Linked DNA regions of Homo sapiens: region 2 is linked to region 1. Evidence: read pairs that join two places in POLR2A ChIA-PET (ENCODE). Cell type or tissue: PC-9. All regions are shown on one strand. Each heading gives the region's core, and the rest is flanking DNA. Links, peaks and the distances in the headings are about the cores only.

Region 1 (12,499 bases), core at 3,518-8,517:
CACCTTATACAAAAATTAATTCAAGATGGATTAAAGACTTAAATGTCAGACCTAAAACCATAAAAACCCTAGAAGAAAACCTAGGCAATACCATTCAGGACACAGGCATGGGCAAGGACTTCATGTCTAAAACACCAAAAGCAATGGCAACAAACGTCAAAATTGAGAAATGGAATCTAATTAAACTAAAGAGCTTCTGCACAGCAAAAGAAACTACCAACAGAGTGAACAGGCAACCTACAAAATGGGAGAAAATTTTTGCAATCTACTCATCTGACAAAGTGCTAATATCTAGAATCTACAAAGAACTTAAACAAATTTACAAGAAAAAATCAAACAACCTCATCAAAAAGTGGGTGAAGGATATGAACAGACACTTCTCGAAAGAAGACATTTATGCAGCCAACAGACACATGAAAAAATGCTCATCATCACTGGCCATCAGAGAAATGCAAATCAAAACCACAAGGAGATACCATCTCACACCAGTTAGAATGGCGATCATTAAAAAGTCAGGAAAGAACAGGTGCTGGAGAGGATGTGGAGAAACAGGAACACTTTTACACTGTTGGTGGGACTGTAAACTAGTTCAACCATCGTGGAAGTCAGTGTGGCGATTCCTCAAGGATCTAGAACTACAAATACCATTTGACCCAGCCATCCCATTACTGGGTATATACCCAAAGCATTATAAATCATGCTGCTATAAAGACACATGCACACGTATGTTTATTGTGGCACTATTCACAATAGCAAAGACTTGGAACCAACCCAAATGTCCATCAATGATAGACTGGATTACGAAAATGTGGCACATATACACCATGGAATACTATGATCCATAAAAAAGGATGAGTTCATGTCCTTTGTAGGGAAATGGATGAAACTGGAAACCATCATTCTCAGCAAACTCTCACAAGGACTGAAAATCAAACACCGCATGTTCTTACTCACAGGTGGGCATTGAACAATGAGAACACATGGACACAGGGTGGGGAACACCACACACTGGGGCCTGTCGTGGGGTTGGGGGAGGGGAGAAGGATAGCATTAGGAGATATACCTAATGTAAATGACGAGTTAATGGGTGCAGCACACCAACATGCTACATGTATACATATGTAACAAACCTGCATGTTGTGCACATGTACCCTAGAAGTTAAAGTATAAGAATAAAAAAGAATAAATTTAAAACAGAATAATACATAGTAGCATGTCTATTTCTGAAACATTTAGATTTTTAGAAATTTATATTTCATTTATAATTGGGGAAAATGTGTGTGTGTGTGTGTGTGTGTGTGTGTGTGTGTGTGTGGGTGCGCTGAAGAATTTGACTCAGAAATTCCATTTCTAGAAATTTTTTCCTAATAATGAATAATATGCTTCTTACAAGAACTTATTTAAGTGGAGAATGAGTTGAATATTGCATGCATATACTCAAATTCTATTCAGTAAATTTCAGTGATGTTTTAAGATTTTTTGAAATTAAAATTATATATATATTTATTTATATATATATATTTATTTATATATATATATATATATTTTTTTTTTTTTGACATGGAGTCTCCCTCTGCAGCCAGGCTGGACTGCAGTGGTGCGATCTCGGCTCACTGCAACCTCCATCTCCCGGGTTCAAGAGATTCTCCTGCCTCAGCCTGCCGAATAACTGGGACTACAAGCACGTGCCACCAAGTCCAGCTAATTTTTGTATTTTTAGTAGAGACGGGGTTTCACATGTTGGCCAGGATGATCTCTATCTCCTGTCCTCATGATCCACCCACCTTGGCCTCCCAAAGTGCTGAGATTGCAGGTGTGAGCCACCGTGCCCAGCCTGATATATTTTTAATTTAGATGGGTTATAAGGTTTACGTCTACTGTGACATCCTTTTTGCAGACAACTTCTATAAATGTTCCTTATGTTTGTAAGCAAAATACATACGTGAACATAGATAAATGTATATACACATGCAAATAAAAACATCTGGCAGAATGTGAATGGTGGTTAATTTTTTTGTTGTTCCAGTTATGAATACTTTTTTCCATCTTTGTTTAATGATAATTTCATTTTTTCCTCAGAAGGCATATACAAATTTAAAATTTTTTAAACACATGGATAGAAACTGACAATGACAGTAATAGAAATACATGTCTAATAAATAAGGTATATGTATTAGGATAATCAAAGAAATATAAATTAAAGCAATAATGACATGCAAATTTCCACTATAACACTGGCAAAGATTTCTGAGAGGACTCACTGGTGGCACGAGTTGAGAGACTGCCCTTGCATTGCGCTTGAAGGATAGATTGGTCTAGACCTTCTGGAAAGCAATTCAGCAATAGTTACGAACCTTCAAAATGCTCACAAGTTGGGCCATTAACTTTGCTTCTGAGAATATAACCTAAGAAAGTAACGAGTTAAGGGTAAAGATGTATGACATTTGGCCATTTAAAATTGTGAAAAATAAGAAATAAATGAAGTACTCAATCATGGGGGACATAGCTAAATCATAATCATATCTGACCTACTCATAATTAGGAGAAAAATTATGTATGTATGTGTGTTAAACCACTTAACATGATTTCAAATAAGTTGGATAATGATCATGTTATAATAATGTGAAGTGGAAAATAAAGAGCCAGGACTACAAATTATACACGTAGCATAATTTTTAAAAATGCAAGAAAATACATTAACATGTAATATTTTTCTCACTCACTATTTGTGGAATAATTGAAAGTAGTTTGCATGTCTATCTTTTTACTCTGTATGTTTTAAAAAAAATGTGTCTTTAAGAATTATTTGAAAATTCATTGAGTGAAAGGCAAGGGCAAACACAAAAATTTATACATGATGCAGGCTCCAGGAAACATATGGGCAAAGGGTTTTCACGATACACACTGGGCCAGGCTCTTGCCATCCCACGTACAGCAGCCCTGGGCCAGGTATGGCTGCATACACCATGCTTTGTGCTCCTCTAGAGCAACCCTAAACCCTTGTGTGATATAGAAAAACAGATATTTGATCTTCATTTCTTGGCCCACGATTCCTAAAATCCTTGTAATCTTCAAAGCGACAAGTGGCTTTTTGTATACTAGTGAGTTGACCAGTGGCTGGCCCTAGGTATCTTTAGGATGGTGGCTTTTCACTGGAAAGACCAAGACAGGATTTGAGGGTTGGGACTTTCAGCCCCACTCCCCAATTTCTGGGGTGATCACCAATGGTTTGATCACCAATGGTTTAATCAATCATGCCTACATAATGAAGCTTCCATAAAAACACAAAAGGACTATTCAGAGAGCTTCCAGATAGCTGAACACATGGAGGTTCCTGGAGCAGGAAGCCTGGGGAGGACATGGAAGCTCTTCATCCCTTCCCATATACCTCACCCTATGCATCTCTTCATCTGTATCCTTTGTAATATCCTCTGCAATAAACCAGTAAATGTAAGTAAGTATTCACCTGAGGTCTAGGAGCCACTCTAACAAATTAATCAAACCCTGGGAGGCATTATGGGAATCCCAATTTATACCTGGTCAGTCAGAAAAACAGGTGAAACAACCTAAAGCTTTAAATGGGCAGCAGAAGTGAGGATTAGTCTTGTGAGACTGTAGCTCAACCTGTGGGGTCTGAATGCTATCTCTATTGGAATTGAACTGGAGGACACCCCGCTGGTGACTACTGCAGAATTGATTGCTTACTTGATATAGAGGGTGAAAATCCCCACACATTTGGTCATGGAAGTCTTCTGTGTTGATTATTTTAGTAAGGGTATAGGAGAAACTGAGTTTCGTTTTTTCCCTGTATCCTCAGACCTTGCCACCTCACATATTTATACAGGAGTTGTGAGAGGCAGCAGCAACCAATCAATGAAGAAGAACCGGAGGTTTACCATTAAGGTTTCTGCGATCAGAAGTGTGGTCCCTGCATCAGCAGCATCAGAATCACCTAAGGACTTATACATGTAAATTCTCAGGCCCCACCCCAGACCTATGGAATCAGACACTCTGGAGGTGGAACCCAGCAATCTATGTTTTGAAAAGTCTCACAGAGATTTGGTGCGTACTGAAGTCTGGGAACCACTGGCTTTGCTGATGTGAGAAACCTTCTGTCCTCAGGAGGACAGGGCTGAAATTATGCATATCTGTGCTGGTTTTGGCTGCAAGCATTGAAGCTAGAGGATCTGAAGGAGAGTCTGGGATCTTTCACTGGGCAAATTGCTGGTCTTGCCACAAACGTCATGGCTTCAAATGGCTTTAAAACCAAAGGCAGAATGTTGCTTATTGTGTTTGCTTTGGTTCTGAAAAGGAATTGGGAAATGGTCTGATTTCTACATTTTTAAAGAAGAGAAAAAGACATTCAGCAAGGTGAAGTGATTTGATGGGGCCTCATCATCAGACAGAATCTGTACTGAAGTCAGCTATCAGTTTTAAATCACACATTGTTGTCTACCAAGCAAAAAATCATAATGGGAGTCTTTCACATTTATTCTTCTAAAAAGTCAATATTCTTTTATACCCCAAACAAATGAATAGAAACATTTATTTTATTTAATAATATCCCCAGTGTATCTTCCAGTCATGCTGTCGAACATCTGTCTATTTTGAACGGCCCTGTGATATTATCTATTCAAAACATAGCTAAAGAGATGCTGTGAGTTGGAAAAAAAAAAACTGGGAGGCCAAATAATTCATAGTTGAGGAAGCTAAAATACATAGAGATTATTAAATTATGTTAATATTTTAAAATTGTGAGTCCACTAGGATCTTGTTATTCTTAGTCTGGTCAGTGGTGCAGATAGCATTGACATCCTATTTAGGATGGTAAAAAGGCAAGAAATAGCCATTGTGTATGCAACTGACAATGTTGGTTTTTTTTTTTTTTTTTTGAGACGGAGTCTTGCTCTGATGCCCAGGCTGGAGTGCAGTGGCACAATCTCGGCTCACTGCAAGCTCCGCCTCCCGGGTGACAGTGTTGATCTTAAAAGGCATTGGTAGAATTTACCAGCCCTGCAGGTCCAGGGAATGTTGATGATTAGTAACCACAGTCCCTAAGCCAGGAACTCTCAGCCACATCATGAAGACCTGTGTTCATGATTAACACCTTGGTTACCTCTGATGCTTTAGTAAATATAATTGTTCAGTGTCAAAATGGTCTTTCTTCTTAAAATGATGGTGATAATAGATGATAGATGCAGCTTCCCCCCTTCCTTGCAAATGTAAAAGCTAGCCACCCAATGTCAGCCCCTCATATTTTCATTAATAATTTCACTGGCCAGTGAAATTTCAAAATCAGTTTGTAAGGCTCAGTTATGGCATTGACCATCTCTCAACTAAAGTGTTTATTATTAACATGATTATGAAACTTTCAGAATGGAAGAAACATTTTGAGAGCAATATTAAGGAGGTTTTAAAGGTGAAAAATAAATCATGTCAACTTTCTGCACCTAACATAATAAATATTTTCACATGGGGGATATTCCTTTCCAGTCTTTGTTCACATGATTACATATTTTAACACAAATATAATCATGGCATAACTGTAATTTTGAGTCCTGTTTTATCACTTTAGTGCCATATTGTAAACATTCTCATTAGAATGCCATTTGAACAAGAAGTGTTCAGGTGAAAGATATTAAAGCAATGAACCCCCTGAAAAACTGACAACCACGTGAAAAGTTTCTGTTAAAGTCCATATATTTTAAACCACTCAGGAATTGAAGAAAGTGTTTCTTTTGCTTTAAATTTAGCTTTTATTGACAATCCAAAATCAGTAATCATGCACTAAAGCCCCTAAAAAATATGGCGCTGATTTTCAAAGAGAAGATATGCATTGCAAGAGGCAAAAGGGCCTTTTGGATAAAGAAAAAATACTCTCCATTCTTTGCTCTTATTAGGGATTTTGTGATTATGCACATTCTGGTATTTGATGACGTTTCATGGATCTGCAGTGTTAAAAAAATTAAAATGGAGGCAACAGTTTAAATGTACCCCAAGTCCAACCACCCATAACCACATAGGCAAAATTTGTCATCCTGAAAAGCCAGCTCTAATTATAAACAAAACACAAAGCATAAGCTTTACACCCTTGTCAGAATGATTCAGTGAAATGAAACCAATCAGCTAGAAACAAATCAGCTTACACAGCTCTGCTTGCCTTACAAAGAATGTTAATGTATAATAGCCAATTGCAAAAAAGGTCAAAACACTTCCTCCTTTATGCTTTATAAACTGGCTGTAACTGCCATAAGGAGAGCTTCTAACCATCTACACTTCAAAGTCTCCCAGTTGGCAAACAGCTCTTTTGTATACACAATAAAATTTTCTAACTTGATCAGATTTTATTTTTGACAGTAGAAATACTTGACACATTAGGCTAAAATGAGATGTGTGTCTGTGTTCTAAATGGAAAAAATGCTAACTATGTCCAGTCATTCCAACTGATGGTCAAGAGTGAGAAAGATAAACAGATAGCAAGGGACTTGTGGCAAATGACATTTCCCTTTCTTTCTGTTCTCAGAAGCGCACAGGTCATTGTTCCACCAGGATGCTGTATGTAGAGGAAAAAGCCTCACATATGCAGTGTGGATTCTGCTGCCCAGTTCCTGAGCTTCCTCAGGCTATCATCCTTCACACCTTATTCTCCCACTAGACCATGAGCTCCTAAGTCACATATGAGTGCTTTCTTCTTCCTTCTACTCTAAGCTCTAACCATAGTTGTGAACAATGTGGTGCTCACTAGATACTGACTGAATTTCTAAATTAATCATGAAACAAATTCCATGACATTTTTTAAGACAACAGTACAGTTGGCCCTCTGTATTTGTGGGTTCCACATGCAGGGATTCAACCAACTGCAGATCGAAAATATTTGGGAAAAGACAATAAAAAATAATATAACATTTTTAAAAATACAAATAAAAGCAATAAAGTATAACAACTATTTACACAGCAATTTCATTGTATTAGATGTTGTGTATAATCTAGAGATGATTTAAAGTATACGAGAGGATATGTGTACATTATTTGCAAATACTACACCATTTTATGTAAGGGACTAGAACATTTATAGATTTTGGTATCCTTGGGGTCCTGGAAACGATCTTCCGTGGATACCAAGGAACCACAGTATTCATTGACTGTTTTTTAAACCTGTGTTTTCTATCTATGGACCCTCTCCAAGATGCTTCCTTCATCAAAGGGCATATCTAATAAATTGCCTCTCTGATTCAATGTGGCAATTTGTTAAAACAGAAGAACACTTTGAGACCACAAGAGCACCATTTCATCAATTGCCCCTTTGCTCCCACTGTGAAAGCTTCAATGAGCATACTTACAGGCATCATAAAATACCAACTGTGTGGCTTCACTGGGGAGCTGTGCCATTGTCTCAAAACTAACTAGTCTGGATTAATTGTTGTGTGATAGGAATGGAGGAAACATTTTCAGAGGAGCAGTCACTCACAAACACCAATGATGAGAGTATTGACTGGCACAACCTTTCTAGGGGAGCAGGCAACACGTCCGAAAACATCTTGGCACACACAAAAAAATGCACTTCCAGGAATTTGGTCTCAAGGAGTATTTGGGGAAATACACAAAATCTTTTAGTAATATTTATGGTAGTAAAATTTACAGATCTTTTACGAGAATGCTGATCATTTTAATATGTGCATGACACTGAGTTTCCTAAAATCACAGAAATTCAGTGGGGTGGAGCCTGTACCTTTTCCTTCCTGAAGAGGTGTTTTCTATGCAAAGGGGGAATCTGATACATGACAGAGCCCTCATGAATCAGGATGTATCAAATGCTGCATTTGGGAAAAATGAGGGAACACTGGGGTTTCAATTACCAAAGCAACAACTTTTTCTCCTCTAAATTTCCAGACATCTACTTTTACCTAATAGCCAGGAAAAATCAACAGTTAGAAGTTACATGTTAATAGGATATTTGTTTGTTGCCATTGGACAAATACATACTAAGCATTATAAATCAACATAAATATATATGTGTGTGTGCATGTGTTACTATATGTGTGTGTGTGTATACACACACATACAAATATATATAAAACACTTCTTGTTTTTTGTTTGAGATGGAGTCTCACTCTGTGGCCACGCTGCAGTGCAGTGGCATGATCTCGGCTCACTGCAACCTCTACCTCCTGGGCTCAAGCAATTCTCCTGCCTCAGCCTCCTAAGTAGCTGGGATAACAGGCGTGCACCACCACACCTGCGTAATTTTTGTATTTTGTAAATTTTGTATTTTTAGTAGAGACAGGGTTTCACCATGTTGGCCAGCCTGGTCTCCAACTCTTGACTTTAGGTGATCTGCCCACCTCAGCCTCCCAAAGTGCTGGGATTATGGGTGTGAGTCACAGCACCCACCCTATATACAGCACTTCTGCAGGCAATTAAAAATAACTTAAAAGGAGGGTGGAGCCAAGATGGCCAAATAGGAACAGCTCCGGTCTACAGCTCCCAGTGTGAGCAATGCAGAAGATGGGTGATTGCTGCATTTCCATCTGAGGTACCGGGTTCATCTTGCTAGGGAGTGCCAGACAGTGGGTGCAGGTCAGTGGGTGCAGCGCACCGTGTGCGAGCCGAAGCAGGGCGAGGCATTGCCTCACTTGGGAAGCACAAGGGGTCACGGAGTTCCCCTTCCTAGTCAAAGAAAGGGGTGACAGACGGCACCTGGAAAATCGGGACACTCCCACCCTAATACTGCGCTTTTCCAATGGGCTTAAAAAACTGCACACCAGGAGATTATATCCCACACATGGCTCGGAGGGTCCTACGCCCACAGTCTCGCTGATTGCTAGCACAGCAGCTGGAGATCAAACTGCAAGGTGGCAGCGAGGCTAGGAGAGAGGCGCCTGCCATTGCCCAGGCTTGCTTAGGTAAACAAAGCAGCTGGGAAGCTCGAACTGGGTGGAGCCCACAACAGCTCAAGGAGGCCTGCCTGCCTCTGTGGGCTCCACCTCTGGGGGCAGGGCACAGACAAACAAAAAGACAGCAGTAACCTCTGCAGACTTAAATGTCCCTGTCTGACACCTTTGAAGAGAGTATTGGTTCTCCCAGCACGCAGCTGGAGATCTGAGAATGGGCAGACTGCGGTTCATGAAAATCTGCTGTTCTACAGCCACCGCTGTTCTGCAGTCACCGCTGCTGATACCCAGGCAAAAAGGGTCTGGAGTGGACCTCTAGCAAACTCCAACAGACCTGCAGCTGAGGGTCCTGTCTGTTAGAAGGAAAACTAATAAACAGAAAGGACATCCACACCAAAAACCCATCTGTACGTCACCATCATCAAAGACCAAAAGTAGATAAAACTACAAAGATGGGGAAAAAACAGAGCAGAAAAACTGGAAACTCTTAAAAAGCAGAGCGCCTCTCCTCCTCCAAAGGAACGCAGTTCCTCACCAGCAATGGAACAAAGCTGGACGGAGAATGACTTTGACGAGTTGAGAGAAGAAGCCTTCAGACGATCAAACTACTCCGAGCTACAAGAGGAAATTCAAACCAATGGCAAAGAAGTTAAAAACTTTGAAAAAAAAATTAGATGAATGTATAACTAGAATAACCAATGCAGAGAAGTGCTTAAAGGAGATGTTGGAGCTGAAAGCCAAGGCTCGAGAACTACGTGAAGAATGCAGAAGCCTCAGGAGCCGAAGCGATCAACTGGAAGAAAGGGTATCAGTAATGGAAGATGAAATGAATGGAATGAAGCGAGAAGGGGAGTTTAGAGAAAAAAGAATAAAAAGAAATGAACAAAGCCTCCAAGAAATATGGGACTATGTGAAAAGACCAAATCTACGTCTGATTGGTGTGCCTGAAAGTGACGGGGAGAATGGAACCAAGTTGAAAAGCACTCTGCAGGATATTATCCAGGAGAACTTCCACAACCTAGCAAGGCAGGCCAACATTCAAATTCAGGAAATACAGAGAAAGCCACAAAGATACTTCTCAAGAAGAGCAACTCCAAGACACATAATTGTCAGGTTCACCAAAGTTGAAATGAAGGAAAAAATGTTAAGGGCAGCCAGAGAGAAAGGTCAGGTTACCCACAAAGGGAAGCCCATCAGACTAACAGCGGATCTCTCGGCAGAAACTCTACAAGCCAGAAGAGAGTGGGGGCCAATATTCAACATTCTTAGAGAAAAGAATTTTCAACCCAGAATTTCATATTTAGCCAAATTAAGCTTCATAAGTGAAGGAGAAATAAAATACTTTACAGACAAGCAAATGCTCAGAGATTTTGTCACCACCAGGCCTGCCCTAAAAGAGCTCCTGAAGGAAGCACTAAACATGGAAAGGAACAACCAGTACCAGCCACTGCAAAAACATGCCAAATTGTAAAGAGCATCAAGACTAGGAAGAAACTGCATCAACTAATGAGCAAAATAACCAGCTAACATCATAATGACAGGATCAAATTCACACATAACAATATTAACTTTAATTGTAAATGGGCTAAATGCTCCAATTAAAAGACACAGACTGGCAAATTGGATAAAGAGTCAAGACCCATCAGTGTGCTGTATTCAGGAAACCCATCTCACGTGCAGAGACACACATAGGCTCAAAATAAAGGGATGGAGGAAGATCCACCAAGCAAATGGAAAACAAAAAAAGGCAGGGGTTACAATCCTAGTCTCTGATAAAGCAGACTTTAAACCAACAAAGATCAAAAGAGACAAAGAAGGCCATTACATAATGGTAAAGGGATCAATTCAACAAGAAGAGCTAACTATCCTAAATATATATGCATCCAATACAGGAGCACCCAGACTCATAAAGCGAGACCTGAGTGACCTACAAAGAGACTTAGACTCCCACACAATAATAATGGGAGACTTTAACACCCCACTGTCAACCTTAGACAGATCAACGAGACAGAAAGTTAACAAGGATATCCAGGAATTGAACTCAGCTCTGCACCAAGCGGACCTAATAGACATCTACAGAACTCTCCACCCCAAATCAACAGAATATACATTCTTCTCAGTGCCACATCACACTTATTCCAAAATTGACCACATAGTTGGAAGTAAAGCACTCCTCAGCAAATGTAAAGAACACAATGTAAAGAACACAATTTCTTTACAGCAAATGTAAAGAAACTGTCTCTCAGACCACAGTGCAATCAAACTACAACTCAGGACTAAGAAACTCACTCAAAACCGCTCAACTACGTGGAAACTGAACAACCTACTCCTGAATGACTACTGGGTACATAATGAAATGAAGGCAGAAATAAGGATGTTCTTTGAAACCAACAAGAACAAAGACACAACATACCAGAATCTCTGGGACACATTCAAAGCAGTGTGTAGAGGGAAATTTATAGCACTAAATGCCCACAAGAGAAAGCAGGAAACATCAAAAATTGACACCCTAACATCACAATTAAAAGAACTAGAGAAGCAAGAGCAAACACATTCAAAAGCTGACAGAAGGCAAGAAATAACTAAAATGAGAGCAGAACTGAAGGAAATAGAGACACAAAAAATCCTTCAAAAAATTAATGAATCCAGGAGCTGGTTTTTTGAAAAGATCAACAAAATTGATAGACTGCTAGCAAGACTAATAAAGAAGAAAAGAGAGAAGAATCAAATAGACACAATAAAAATTGATAAAGTGGATATCACCACCGATCCCACAGAAATACAAACTACCATCAGAGAATACTACAAACACCTCTACGCAAATAAACTAGAAAATCTAGATGAAATGGATAAATTCCTGGACACACACACCCTCCCAAGACTAAACCAGGAAGAAGCTGAATCTCTGAATAGACCAATAACAGGCTCTGAAATTGTGGCAATAATCAATAGCTTACCAACCAAAAAGAGTCCAGGACCAGATGGATTCACAGCCGAATTCTACCAGAGGAGTAGAATTCTGCCAAATTCTACCAGAGGAGTAGAATTCTACCGAATTCTACAAGGAGGAGCTGGTACCATTCCTTCTGAAACTATTCCAATCAATAGAAAAAGAGAGAATCCTCCCTAACTCATTTTATGAGGCCAGCATCATTCTGATACCAAAGGCTGGCAGAGACACAACAAAAAAAGAGAATTTTTAGACCAATATCCTTGATGAACATTGATGCAAAAATCCTCAATAAAATACTGGCAAACCGAATCCAGCAGCACATCAAAAAGCTTATCCACCATGATCAAGTGGGCTTCATCTCTGGGATGCAAGGCTGGTTCAACACACGCAAGTCAGTAAATGTAATCCAGTATATAAACAGAACCAAAGACAAAAACCACATGATTATCTCAATAGATGCAGAAAAGGCCTTTGACAAAATTCAACAACGCTTCATGCTAAAAACTCTCAATAAATTAGGTATTGATGGCACGTATCTCAATAAGAGCTATCAATGACAAACCCACAGCCAATATCATACTGAATGGGCAAAAACTGGAAGCATTCCCTTTGAAGACTGGCACAAGACAGGGATGCCCTCTCTCACCACTCCTAT
Region 2 (12,499 bases), core at 2,867-7,866, 72 kb before region 1:
CAAGCAGTTACTTTCAATTCCACCACTGCCCCTAGCCCTAGGCAACCAGTAATCGTTTTTATCTCTATAAATTTTTTCCTGTTTAGTTATATTAGTGGAATCATTCACATTCACAAAAGACTTAGTGACTGATTCATAATCATGAGTCACTAAGTCTTTTGTGACTTAGCAAATGTTTTCAAGATATAATGTTGTATCATGTATTTGTACTTTATACTCTTTTATAGCTGAGTAATATTTTTATGGATATACCACATTTTATTTATCTATCAATGTTGATAGACATTTAGATTATTTTTATTTGGGGATTATTGTGAATAATGCTACTATAAACATTCATGCAGAAGTTTTTGTGTGCACATATGCTTGTATTTCACTTGGTTTTATACCTAGAAGTGAAATTGCTAGATTATATGATAACTCTATGTTGAACAATTTGAGGGACTGCTAAACTACTTTCCAAAGCAGCCACACGATTTTCCATTCTCACCAGCAATGTATGAAGATTTCTATTACTCCTCAACCTTTTCAACACTTGTTATTATCTGTTTTTTTTTATTACTACAACCATCCTATTGGGTGTGTAGTATCTCATTGTGGTTTTGATGTGCATGTCCCTAATGACTAATGATTTGAAGGTATCTTTTTATGTGCTTATTAGCCACTTGTATACCTTCTTTGGGAAAATATCTATTCAAATCCTTTATTCATTTTTAAAATTGAGTTATTGTTATTTCAATTCCTGAGTTTCCACAGGTTTTTTAAAAATATATTATGAATACATTTCTTGCTAGATATATGATTTGCAAATATTTTCCCAATTTAATTGGTTGACTTTTCACTTTCTAGATTATATCCTTAGAATCATTACAATTTTAATTTTGGTGAAGTACAATTTATCTTTTTTGGTCTTTTGCTACTTTGCTTTTGATGTTGTATCTAAGAAATTATTGCCTGCCCCAAGTTCATGATGTTTACTGTATGTTTCCTAAGCGTTTTATAGTTTTAGCCATTGCATTTAGGTCTAAAATCCACTTTGTGTTTATCTCTGTGTATGGTGTGAGGAAGGGGTCCAACTTCATTCTTTGGATATCCAGTTGTTCCAGCACTATTTGTTGCAAAGACCTAGCCCTCTTTAAAAGGACCACCTGACTAGTTCTAACCTAATCAAGATAAAGTCCCTTTCATTAATTCAAAGCCAACTTACTAGAGATCTTAATTACATCCAGAAATGCCTTGGCCATTGCCATATAAGGTAGCATAATTCCTGAAGTGACATATGTCATAGTCATAGGTCTCATCCCAAATCAAGAGAAGTCTACAGAATGAGGCATGCACTCTATGAGGTAAAATTTTGGAGGACAACTTAGAATTCCCACTACCATGGATAACTACCAGTGTCTTCAGGCCTGGACTTGAAAACTGACAGAACATCATTGCCATCATATTCTATCCACTAAGCAGTTATAGGGCCTACCAAAATGCAAAGGAGGAGTAATAGGGTTCACCTTTTCATGAAAGGAGTTCCTAAGAACACCTGCCTGTCTTTAATCTGCCACAACCTGTTATCATAAAAAGAAGTTTTAGAGATGGTTGTTTGTTTGTTTATTTGTTTATTTATTTATTGGATACAGAGTCTCACTCTGTCACCCAGGCTGGAGTGCAGTGGCACGATCTCAGCTCACTGCAATCTCCACCTCCTGGGTTCAAGTGATTTTCCTGCCCCAGCCTCCTGAGTAGCTGGGACTACATGTGTGCATCACCACGCCTGGCTAATTTTTTTGTATTTTAGTAAAGATGGGGTTTTGCTCTGTTGGCCAGGCTGGTTTCAAACTCCTGACCTCAAGTGATCTGCCCATCTTGGCCTCTCAAAGTGCTAGGATTACAGGAATGAGCCACTGTGCCCTACCTAGACATGGTTGTTTATTAAAATATTTAAATTCTAGTTTTCTTTCTTCTATTTTAAGATTCTTAAATACTCTGAAAATCAAGAAGACAATTTGTTGTAAAGAAAAGTCTGAAACAATATAATAACTACCTATGTTTATATACTGAAAAGAAATTAGAAACCCAATTCTTACAGGAATCTGGCCTCTTCCTCTGTTGATTTGTGCTTAGCATATGCCCAGGTGAATCACCTTAGCTGTTTCATACAGTGCATTTCTTCTTTGTGAGCAACAGGTGACCTATGAATGACCTTAGAAAGATGATTCAACTCATATACAGAAGCAGTTTTCTCAGAAGTAAGAGGTCCAAAATGACTTGATTAGAACTGAAAGAGAAGGCCTCATATTAATGTTAGTGCTACCAACAACTCTACCCCAACAAATTACTGTTTACTCCCCCCTCCAGCTTAATTCTAACAAGGTAGAATAAAGACACCAAATGGCACTGACTAATCTATGCCAATTTTTGTTAAAGTGTACAGGAAATGAAGACCTATACCAATATGCAAATTTCACAGGTATAAGCAACCTATAGTGGTTAAGACATTACACAAAGCTTGTCCTCATGCAAGAGGATGGGCAAAGTTTTTTTTTATTTTATTTTAAATAAAGTACTTCATCCCTGCACAAGTGAATAGGCCTATCTTACATACATAAGAAACATACTCCAGAAATATATGAAAACCAACTGTCTCTCTGTCTCTGTCTCTCTCTGTCTCCCTCCCCCTCTCTCTCACCAGCCTCTCTATCTCTCTGTCTCTTTTTCTGTCTTTCTCCCAGAAGATAACTGAAATGGAAATCTGAGGGAGGTTGATAGAATACTATATGAAGGAACAATCAGGATATTAAAATAGGTGTAGACTTTCTTGGAAAAAAATGTACAATTACTGTATTAGCCTAAGCTGAAATAATTATGTGTCTTTTTTTCATGATCACAAGGCAGAAAAAAAAAACACAAAACAAAACAAAAAATTAGAACTCAAAATAAAATATCTAGCTTGGTACCAGAGCAGTTTCTAAAACTTATCCTGATTAGTAGGCTAAACAAAAAATCCTCATGTCTGAGCTTGTATCTTCATTTTCTAAATGGTGATAATTGTATCTAACCTACCTATCTCAAAGAGGTATATTATAAGAATCCAGTAAAATATGTTCATATGTCTTTTTTCATAATTTTATTTTAAATTTAGGGGTACTTGTGCAGGTTTGTTATATAGGGAAAATTGTGTCATGGGGGTTCCTTGCACAGGTTATTTTGTCACCAAGGTATTAAGCCTAGTACCCATCAGTTATTTTTCCTCTCTCTCCTCCCACCCTTCATCCTCTGATCAGCCCCAGTGTGTGTTGTTCCCCTCTATGTGTCCATGTGTTCTCATTTAGCTCCCACTTATGAGTGAGAACATGTGTTATTTGGTTTTCTGTTCCTGTGTTAGTTTGCTAAGAATAATGGTCTCTAGCTCCATTCATGTTTCTGCCAAGGACATGATCTTGTACTTTTTATGGCTGCATAGTATTTCATGGTGTATATGTACCACATTTTCTTTATCCAGTCTATCATTGATGGGCATTTATGTTGATTCCATGTCTTTGCTATTGTAAATAGCACTGCAATGAACATATGCTGGCATGTATCTTTATAACAGAAGGATTCATATTCATTTGGGTATATACCAGTAATGGGATTGCTAAGTTGAGTGATATTTCTGTTTTTAGGTTTTTGAGGAATTGCCACACTGTCTTCCACAATGATTGAACTAATTTACGCTCCCACCTACAGTGTATAAGCATTCCTTTTTCTCCACAATGTTGCTAGCATCTGCTATTTTTTGACTTTTTAATAATAGCCATTCTGACTGGTGTGAGATGGTATCTGATTGCGGTTTTGATTTGCATCTCTCTAATGATCAGTGATATAGAAGCTGTTTTTCATATGCATGTTGGCCACATGTATGTCTTCTTTTAAGAAGTGTCTGTTCATTTCCTTTGCTCACTTTTCATTGGGGTTCTTTTCTTCTTGCACATTTGTTTAAGTTCCTTATAGATGCTGGATATTAGAAACTGCAAAAATTTTCTCCCATTATATATGTTGTCTGTTCATCCTGTTGATAGTTTCCCTTGCTGTGCAGAAGCTTTTTAGTTTAATTAGATCCCATTTATCAATTTTTGCTTTTGTTACAATTGCTTTTGGTACCTTCATCATGAAATCTTTGCCTGTTACTGTGTCCAGAATGGTATTGCCTAGGCTATCTTCCAGGGTTTTTATAGTTTTAGGTTCTACATTTAAGTCTTTAATCCATCTTGAGTTAATTTTTTTTATATGGGGAAGGGAAGGGGTTAAGTTTCAATCTTTTGCATATGGCTAATCAGTTATCCTAACACCATTTACTGATTAGGGAATCCTTTCCCCATTGCTTGTTTTTGTCAGGTTTGTTGAAGATTAAACAGTTGCAGGTGTGCAGCCTTATTTCTGGTTCTCTATTCTGTTTCATTGGTCTATGTGTCTGCTTTTATACCAGCATCATGCTGCTTTGGTTACTGTAGCCCTGTGGTATTGTTTGAATTTGGGTAGCATGATGCTTCCAGCTTTGTTCTTTTTGTTTAAGATTACCTTGGCTATTTAGGCTCTTTTTTGACTCCATATGAATTTTAAAATAGTTTTTTTCTTAGTTCTGTAAAGAATGTCAGCGGTAGTTTAATAGAAATGGCATTGGTCTATACATTGCTTTGGTCAGTATAGCCATTTTAATGATATTGATTCTTCCTATCCATGAACATGGAATCTTTTTCCATTTGTGTCATCTCTGATTTCTCTGAACAATGTTTTTTAATTATCTTTGTATAGATCTTTCACCTCTCTGGTTAGCTATATTCCTAGGGTTTTTTTTTTTTGGTTGTTGTTGTTGTTGGGTTTGTTTTTTGTTTTGTTTTTGTTTTTGTTTTTTTGTGGCAGTTGGGCCTGGGATTGTGTTCCTGAGTTCACTCTGAGCTTGACTGTTGTTGGTGTACAGGAATGCAAGTGAGTTTTACATAATGATTTTGTATCCTGAGACTTTGCTGAAGTTGTTTATCAGGTTAAGGAGCTTTTGGGCTGAGACTACTGGGTTTTCTAGTTACAGGATCATGTCATCTGCAAACAGGGATAGTTTGACTTCCTCTCTTTGTATTTAGATGCCCTTTATTATTTTCTTTTATGATTTCCCTGGCCAAGATTTCCAATACTATGTTGGATAGAAGTGGTGAGAGAGGCCATCTTTGTCTTTGGCTGGTTTTCAAGGCGAATGCTTCCAGATTTTGCCCACTCAGTATGATGTTGGCTGTAGCTTTGTCATAGAAGGCTCTTATTATTTTGCTGCATATTCCTTCAATACCTAGGATTTTTGAGAGTTTTTAACATGAAGGGGTGTCGAATTTTATTGAAAGCCTTTTCTATGTCTATTCAGATAATCATGTGGTTTTTCGTCTTTAGTTCTGTTCATGTGATGAATAACATTTATTGATGTGCATATGTTGAACCAACCTTACATCCCAGGGATAAAGCCTACTTGATCGTGGTAAATAAGCTTTTTGATGTGCTGCTCAGTTCAGTTTGCCAGTATTTTCTTGAGGATTTTTCATCAATATTCATTGATAAAAATGGCCTGAAGTTTTCTTATTTTGTTGTGTGTCTGCCAGGTTTTGGTACCAGGATGATGCTGGCCTCATAGAATGAGTTAGGGAGAAGTCCCTTCTCCTCAACTTTTTGGAATCATTTCAGCAGGAATGGTACCAGCTCTTCTTTTCACATCTGGTAGAATTCAGCTGTGAATCTGTCTGGTCCTGGGCTTTTTTTTGGTTGGTAAGATACTTATTACTGACTCAATTTCAATGATTATTACTGACTCATTACTAATCTGTCCTGGGATTCCATTTCTTCCTGGTTCAGTCTTGGGAGGGTCTAAGTGTCCAGGAACTCATCTATTTCTTCTTGATTTTCTAGTTTATGTGCATAGAGGTGTTCATAATGTTCTCTGATAGTTGTTTGTATTTCTGTGGGGTTTTGGTAATATCCCCCTTGTTGTTTCTGATTGTGTTTATTTTAATCTCCTCTCTTTTCTTCTTTATCAGTCTAGCTAGTGGTCTATTTAATTAATATTTTCAAAAAAAAATAAAACCTCCTGCATTTGTTGATCTTTTGATTGAGACATGATTTTTTGTGTCTCAATCTCCTTCAGTTCGTTTTGCTCTTGTCACCCAGGCTGGAGTACAATGGCATGATCTCAGCTCACTTCAACCGCCACCTCCCAGGTTCAAGCAATTCTCCTGCCTCAGCCTCCTGAGTAGCTGAGATTACAGGCGTCTGCCACCACACCCACCTAATTTTTATATTTTTTGTAGAGATGGGGTTTCACCATGTTGGCCAGGCTGGTCTTGAATGCCTGACCTCAGAAGATCCACCCACCTCGGCCTCCCAAAGTGCTGGGATTATAGGCATGAGCCACCACACCAGGCCTGGTTATTTCTTGTTTTCTGCTGGCTTTGGGATTTGTTTGCCCTTGGTTGTCTAGTTCTTTTAGTTCTGATATTAGGTTGTTAACTTTCTAACTTTTTAATGTGGCAGTTTAGTGTTGTAAATTTTCCTCTTAACACTGACATAGCTGTCTCCCAGAGATTCTGGTATGTTGTATCTTTGTTCTTATTCATTTGAAAGAACTTCTTGCACTTTGGGAGGCTGAGGCGGGCAGATCACGAGGTCAGGAGATTGAGACCATGGTGAAACCCCGTCTCTACTAAAAATACAAAAAATTAGCCAGGCGCGGTGGCGGGCGCCTGTAGTCCCAGCTACTCGGGAGGCTGAGGCAGGAGAATGGCGTAAACCCGGGAGGCGGAGCTTGCAGTGAGCCGAGATCGCGCCGCTGCACTCCAGCCTGGGCGACAGAGCAAAGACTCCGTGTCAGAAAAAAAAAAAAAAATCCCAGGTGGTTTCTGGGAAAAAAGATAAAATTATTATCCAAATATTGTGCCTAGAATCATGTGTCTCTCGGCCTAACACGTCAGGGGCCTAAGTTGGCATCTTCTGCCTTTCTCAAGTTCGGCTTCTTAAATTTTTATACTAAGAGCAACACGGGGTCAGATACTGTGTGATACTGTTGTTTCTCAGAGAAAAGTGAGACTCCCTTTTTTTGTCACATATTCAGAGTAATTCCACAGTGTTTTTTTGTAGAAAAAAATTATTATAGTTTTTAATCCATTCCCAGTTTGTGAGCTATTTAGCTGAAGAAAAAAAAAACTATTATTCCCCTTTGCAGCAATAAGGAGTCACAGGATGAAAACTCAGAAAAATTAAAGCATCAATAGCTGCTGCTTAGCACTCAACAGTTATTGAAAAATCCTTTTCATATACTTTCTCTGTTTTTTGTTTTTGTTTTGAGACAGGGTTTCACTCTGTTGCCCAGGTTGGAGTGCAGCTACAAGAACCCGGTTCACTGCAGTCTTGACCTCCTAGGCTCAAGCAATCCTCCCACCTCACGCTCCCAAGTAGCTGGGACTGCAGATGTATGCCACTGCGCTCAGCTAATTTTTAAAATTTTAGAGGTGGGATCTCACTATGTTGCCCAGGCTCGTCTCAAACTACCAGCCTCAAACAATCCTCCCACCTCAGCCTTCCAAAATGCTGGGATTACAGGTGTGAGCCACTGCACTCAGCCTTGCATTGCCTTTTTTTTTTTTTTTTTTTTGAGACGGAGTCTCGCTCTGTCGCCCAGGCTGGAGTGCAGTGGCGGGATCTCGGCTCACTGCAAGCTCCGCCTCCCGGGTTCACGCCATTCTCCTGCCTCAGCCTCCCAAGTAGCTGGGACTACAGGCGCCCGCCACTACGCCCGGCTAATTTTTTGTATTTTTAGTAGAGACGGGGTTTCACCATTTTAGCCGGGATGGTCTCGATGCATTGCCTTTCTTAATGCTACCAAGAACCTTAGAAGATGGAGACATAGAAATCATCGTCTCCATTTTGCATATCAGAAACTGAAGCTCAATGAAGTTACATAATTTGGCCAAAGTTACTCAAGTAGCAGTTAGTAGACTGATTGTTTTAATCTTTACACCAGCAGCAAAAATCTGAATATTCCTTTCCATATACATATTTCTTTATAAATTGTACATACATTAATATTATTAATTAACATTATTAATATGTTGAATATGTTATAAAACATACTATCAAAATGGGAATTTTAAAGGGTGAGATAAACATAAAATAACCATTATTTTTTGTTACATATTCTTTATCAATGAAATAAAAGTTTTTTCACACACAAAAAGTAGTATTCATGACATTTTTAGTACAAAAAGTATGACTCAATATGCTCTATTTTTTTGAAGAATTTTATTTAATACCTGTGATTTAGCAATATGAAATTCTGGTTCTAAATTCAGTTTATTTTGATACTTGATTTTATGGCCAGATAAATGGAAAAGCCACTCAACATTAACATATAAATATAAATAGAAGAAGTACATTGTTGATCATACTGATTAAATTGTGGAAATTATTTTCAAGTTCATCTAGTAATTATGCAATGTTTTCTCTTAAAATTCTGTTAAAAATTTCCTTCTTATCTGACCTCTGCTAATTATTCTTGCCAACTAATCAGAAGATATTAAGGTACAGCAATTTTACATTATTAACAAATAAGCTCAGACTTCCAGTTTTAGCTCTGGCAGATAAAGAGCTTGGAAGTCATTACTCTCATTTTCTCAACTAGATAAAGTTGAACCAACTGACAAATCAATGACTTTTCTTGTACCCATGAGGTAGCAGGGCAAACCACAACCCAGAAATCTCAGCTGAGATCTGCTTATCTGGACAGGAACTACTGGAGCCTTAAACTAGAAGAAACACATAAATAGTAATTTTGATGACTTAGAGGAGACAAAACATGTACTAGCTTTTGATTGAGAAAATCCTGGCAGTTGCAGTCTTAGGAGGGCCTCCTCACTTTTACATTTAGAAACCCCAACAAGCCTTCATGGTGAAGAGACAAGAAAAATCCCCTCATGGTTCTGGTAGGGACAATCATAGTAAAACACCGTCAGAGCATTCTCCATGACAAAAGCCTACTCTCCAGTTGGTGGGGGAAAGACTTGACCAGAGCTTTAAAAACCACCTGGAGGAAGGACATTTGTCTGACTTCCTGTCTTAGCTTAGAAGAGAACAAAACTATGGAACCTTTGCAAAGGTCAAAGCCCCAGAACTCAGGCCTGCTGAAAACAGAGATTTTATTAGTAGATTACAGAACACTTCCCTCGCCCTACCTTACCACCACACCAGCAAGACTCCACTAGAATAACAGTGACTTATAGCTGAAAGAGCACATTGCTATCTATGTGTTTCTGCTAGTTTAAGCCTCCAGTAGTTCCTGTCCAGACAAGCAGATCTCAGCCGAGATTTCTGGTCTTAGTCCAGATTCCATATGTTAGTCCATATTCCATGTCTTAGTCCATTCATGCTGCTATAACAAAATCTATAGACTGGGTGGTTTAAACATCAAACATTTATTTCTCACAGTTCTGGAAAGTGAGAAGTCCAAGATCAAGGAGCCAGCACATTTGCTGTCTGGTGAGGACCCAGTTCCTATTTCATGGATGGTGTTTTCTTGCTGTGTCCTCACATGGAAGAAGGGGCAAACAAGCTCCCTTGGGCCTCTTTAATAAGGCACTAGTCCCAATCATAAGGGTTCTACCCTCTTGACCTAGTCATCTTTCAAAGGCCCCCCCCTTCCTAATACCATCATATTGGGGGTTATGATTTCAACATATGAATTTGTGGGACCACAAACATTCAGACCATAGCACACAAACTCTATCTGAGGAGTATTTCTTAGGGAATCATGAAGCAGTAAAAACATAGACACTAGAGGAATTTGAGACCACTACCACCTATAGCTATAGCAAACGTTAAGTTGGGCCCAACTCCTAGCCAGATTGAAGCTGCTATGTTGCCTGGGGTATATACCCTGGGGTTCGTCATCACGCACCAGGAAAATTTAGGACATGGACACACAGGAGGAGTTTAGGAGTGGAGGTTTAATAGGCAGAAGAAAAGAGAAAGAGAAATGGGTCTCTTCATAGAGAGAGGGGTCTCCAAGTGGAAAGGACTGGCTAGCAGTGAATGGGCCAGATTTTATAGTCAGGTTTGAGGAGTCGGTGTCTGAATTACATAGGACTCACAGATTGGTTCAATCAGGTATGACCTTTACGTAGTGCACAGGGAAGGCTGGTCTCCTCACCCTAATCTTATTATGCAAATGAGCTTTCCAGTTAATCGGTGCCATCTTGTCTGCTCCTTACTGTACATGTGGCTGGCAAAGAAGGTAAGAAGGAGCCGCCCTCTTGAACACGTCTAGTCCCTCGTTCCTGCCGGTATTCACACTTGCAAGCTTCCAGCTTGCTTATCTATGTCTGCAGCTTGACTTTACAGTCATGTTCTTTGTTAGAAAATGATTTGGGGCTGCTTTTCATTAAAAAGAAAAGACTTACCCAGGACTTCTGTACCCTCACTATCTGCCTAAGTGATTTCTTCATAACTCCCATATCAAGATTACCATAAATCTTCACACGAAAGGCCTAATTACCTCAGTTCCTATTACCTTATATGTCATGCCTTGATTTCAACAACAAAAACAAATAGAAGACATGCTAAAAAGCAAATTAAAAAAAAATCTCAGATATGACATAGATTTTGGAATTATTAAGCAGAGAATTTTAAAATGCTACAATTAATATGTTAAGAGATGTAGTAAAAAAAAGTAAACAACACACAAGAACGGATGAGTAATGTGGGCAGAAAGATGAAAATTCTAAGAAAAATCAAATATATTCAAACCCACATAACAGAATCTGTTCTAATTGAGAAAACATTAAAAAAACACACAATCAAATAAGTAATGGCACCACCCTCAGCCTCTCTTTGATAGGGAGCTACTTCTCTTGTTCTAAGATTTCCTCTCATATGTAGCAAGGGACACTCTCACATATCAACCTAATGAATAAACCAGTATCAATCTATTAAATGTATATGCACCCCACTTTGGCAACAACTGCACTATAACCTAATAGCCAAGTCCCCATCTACATTGGGCAATTGATCTATGAAAGAAGAGCTAATTTATGTTCTAATTCAATTTTCCATTGAGACCCTTGGTTGAACTATGTCTTCCAATGATTGCATTTTTTTTATATAGTGAGAAATAATACTTTCCACTTAACCTGCCAGATGCCCTGAATTCATATCGAGAATCAAAAACTAGTCACAGTAAACCAGTATTTAAAAGGAGATAAATCGGCTTCATTAAGAGTCAGTTCAGGCCAGGTGTGGTGGCTCATGCCTGGAATCCCAACACTTTGGGAGGCCAAGGCGAGCAAATTACTTGAGGTCAGGAGTTCGAGACCAGCCTGGCCAACATGGAGAAACCCCATCTCTACAAAAAATTAAAAAATAAAAAATTTAGCTGAGTGTGGTGGTGTGTGCCTGTAATCCCAGCTACTCAGGAGGCTGAAGCAGGAGAATCGCTTGAACCCAGAAGGCAGAGGTTGCAGTGAGCTGAGATCACACCACTGCACTCTAGTCTGGGTGACAGAGTGAGACTTCGTCTCAAAAAATAAAGTAAAATAGTAAAAAAGAGTCAATTCACCATTCACTTAATTTGGAAATAGAGTTGTTTCCAGTTAACATTTATCCGTTATTTTAACTGATGTTAGCAGGAATGAAGGAGTCTTGGTTTTGACACTTTCTCTAGTTAATTGTGACAGTTCTATTCATCCAATATTCACCTTCCCCCCTTCACTTCCCAGCCCTCTTTAAATAAGGCAGAGCCACCTAACTAGCTCTGGCCAATGGGGTGTGAGCAGAAGTGACAGAAAGGTATGAGCTCTTCATGTACAGTCTGTTCCTTATGGTGGAACCTGTGTCAGCAGTATCCTTAAGCTTCCATGAGTAGGAGAGCCTCATACCACCTCCCTTTATACATGCAACTATACTGGATATGTAGCATAAGCAAGAAAAACACTTGTTTGATTAAGTCAACAAGATTTCCAAGTTCATTTATTATCTTAGTATAACTTGGCCAATCCTGAATGATACAGTAATCCTGAGGCAATTATGGTTCTTGTTTTCCTTTTCTGTAATAAGAAGGAAACTACAAATGCACTCTATCTGCTCCATGAGTTGTCACACAGAATGAGTTATAGGTTAATTAGTGGGTAAATCCGTTACACATGGATTGGAAAATGCACCCTAGCACTATGTAGGTGAACATTATAGTTCCTATAGACTCTATCTTTCAGAAAAACGGGATACATTTTTAGTGTAAGGATACAGATGGCCTATAATTGTCTCAATATTGGTCTAGGTCCTTCTAATCAGAATAATAAATTCTAACCTCATTTGATTTACCTCAAAGTGTTTTTGCAAATAAAGGCCTTCTATTTGGAGTTTATTTATTCTCCCTTCCTCCATGTGTACATCCATGCACATTGGCTTCTCCATGACCTGTATAACTATAAATGAATAATTAAAT

Evidence for each region. Peaks named below come from ENCODE experiments on the same cell type or tissue, not always from the same donor. Only the 100,000 strongest peaks of a DNase experiment are listed, where the experiment ranks them.
Region 2: POLR2A ChIA-PET joins it to region 1 with 17 read pairs; 2 of 35 experiments call an interaction of 5 or more read pairs at or near these places.

Annotation. Positions count from the first base shown.
Region 1 is chr6:19,486,708-19,499,206 of GRCh38, forward strand. No RefSeq gene overlaps it. Among named protein-coding and RNA genes, the nearest start is that of LNC-LBCS, 310 kb to the right of the region's middle. In PC-9, for the core only: no CTCF peak of the experiment used is centred there; a DNase peak (open chromatin) is centred at 6,164; H3K27ac peaks cover 1,175 bases.
Region 2 is chr6:19,415,741-19,428,239 of GRCh38, forward strand. No RefSeq gene overlaps it. Among named protein-coding and RNA genes, the nearest start is that of LNC-LBCS, 380 kb to the right of the region's middle. In PC-9, for the core only: no CTCF peak of the experiment used is centred there; no DNase peak of the experiment used is centred there; H3K4me3 peaks cover 194 bases; H3K27ac peaks cover 221 bases.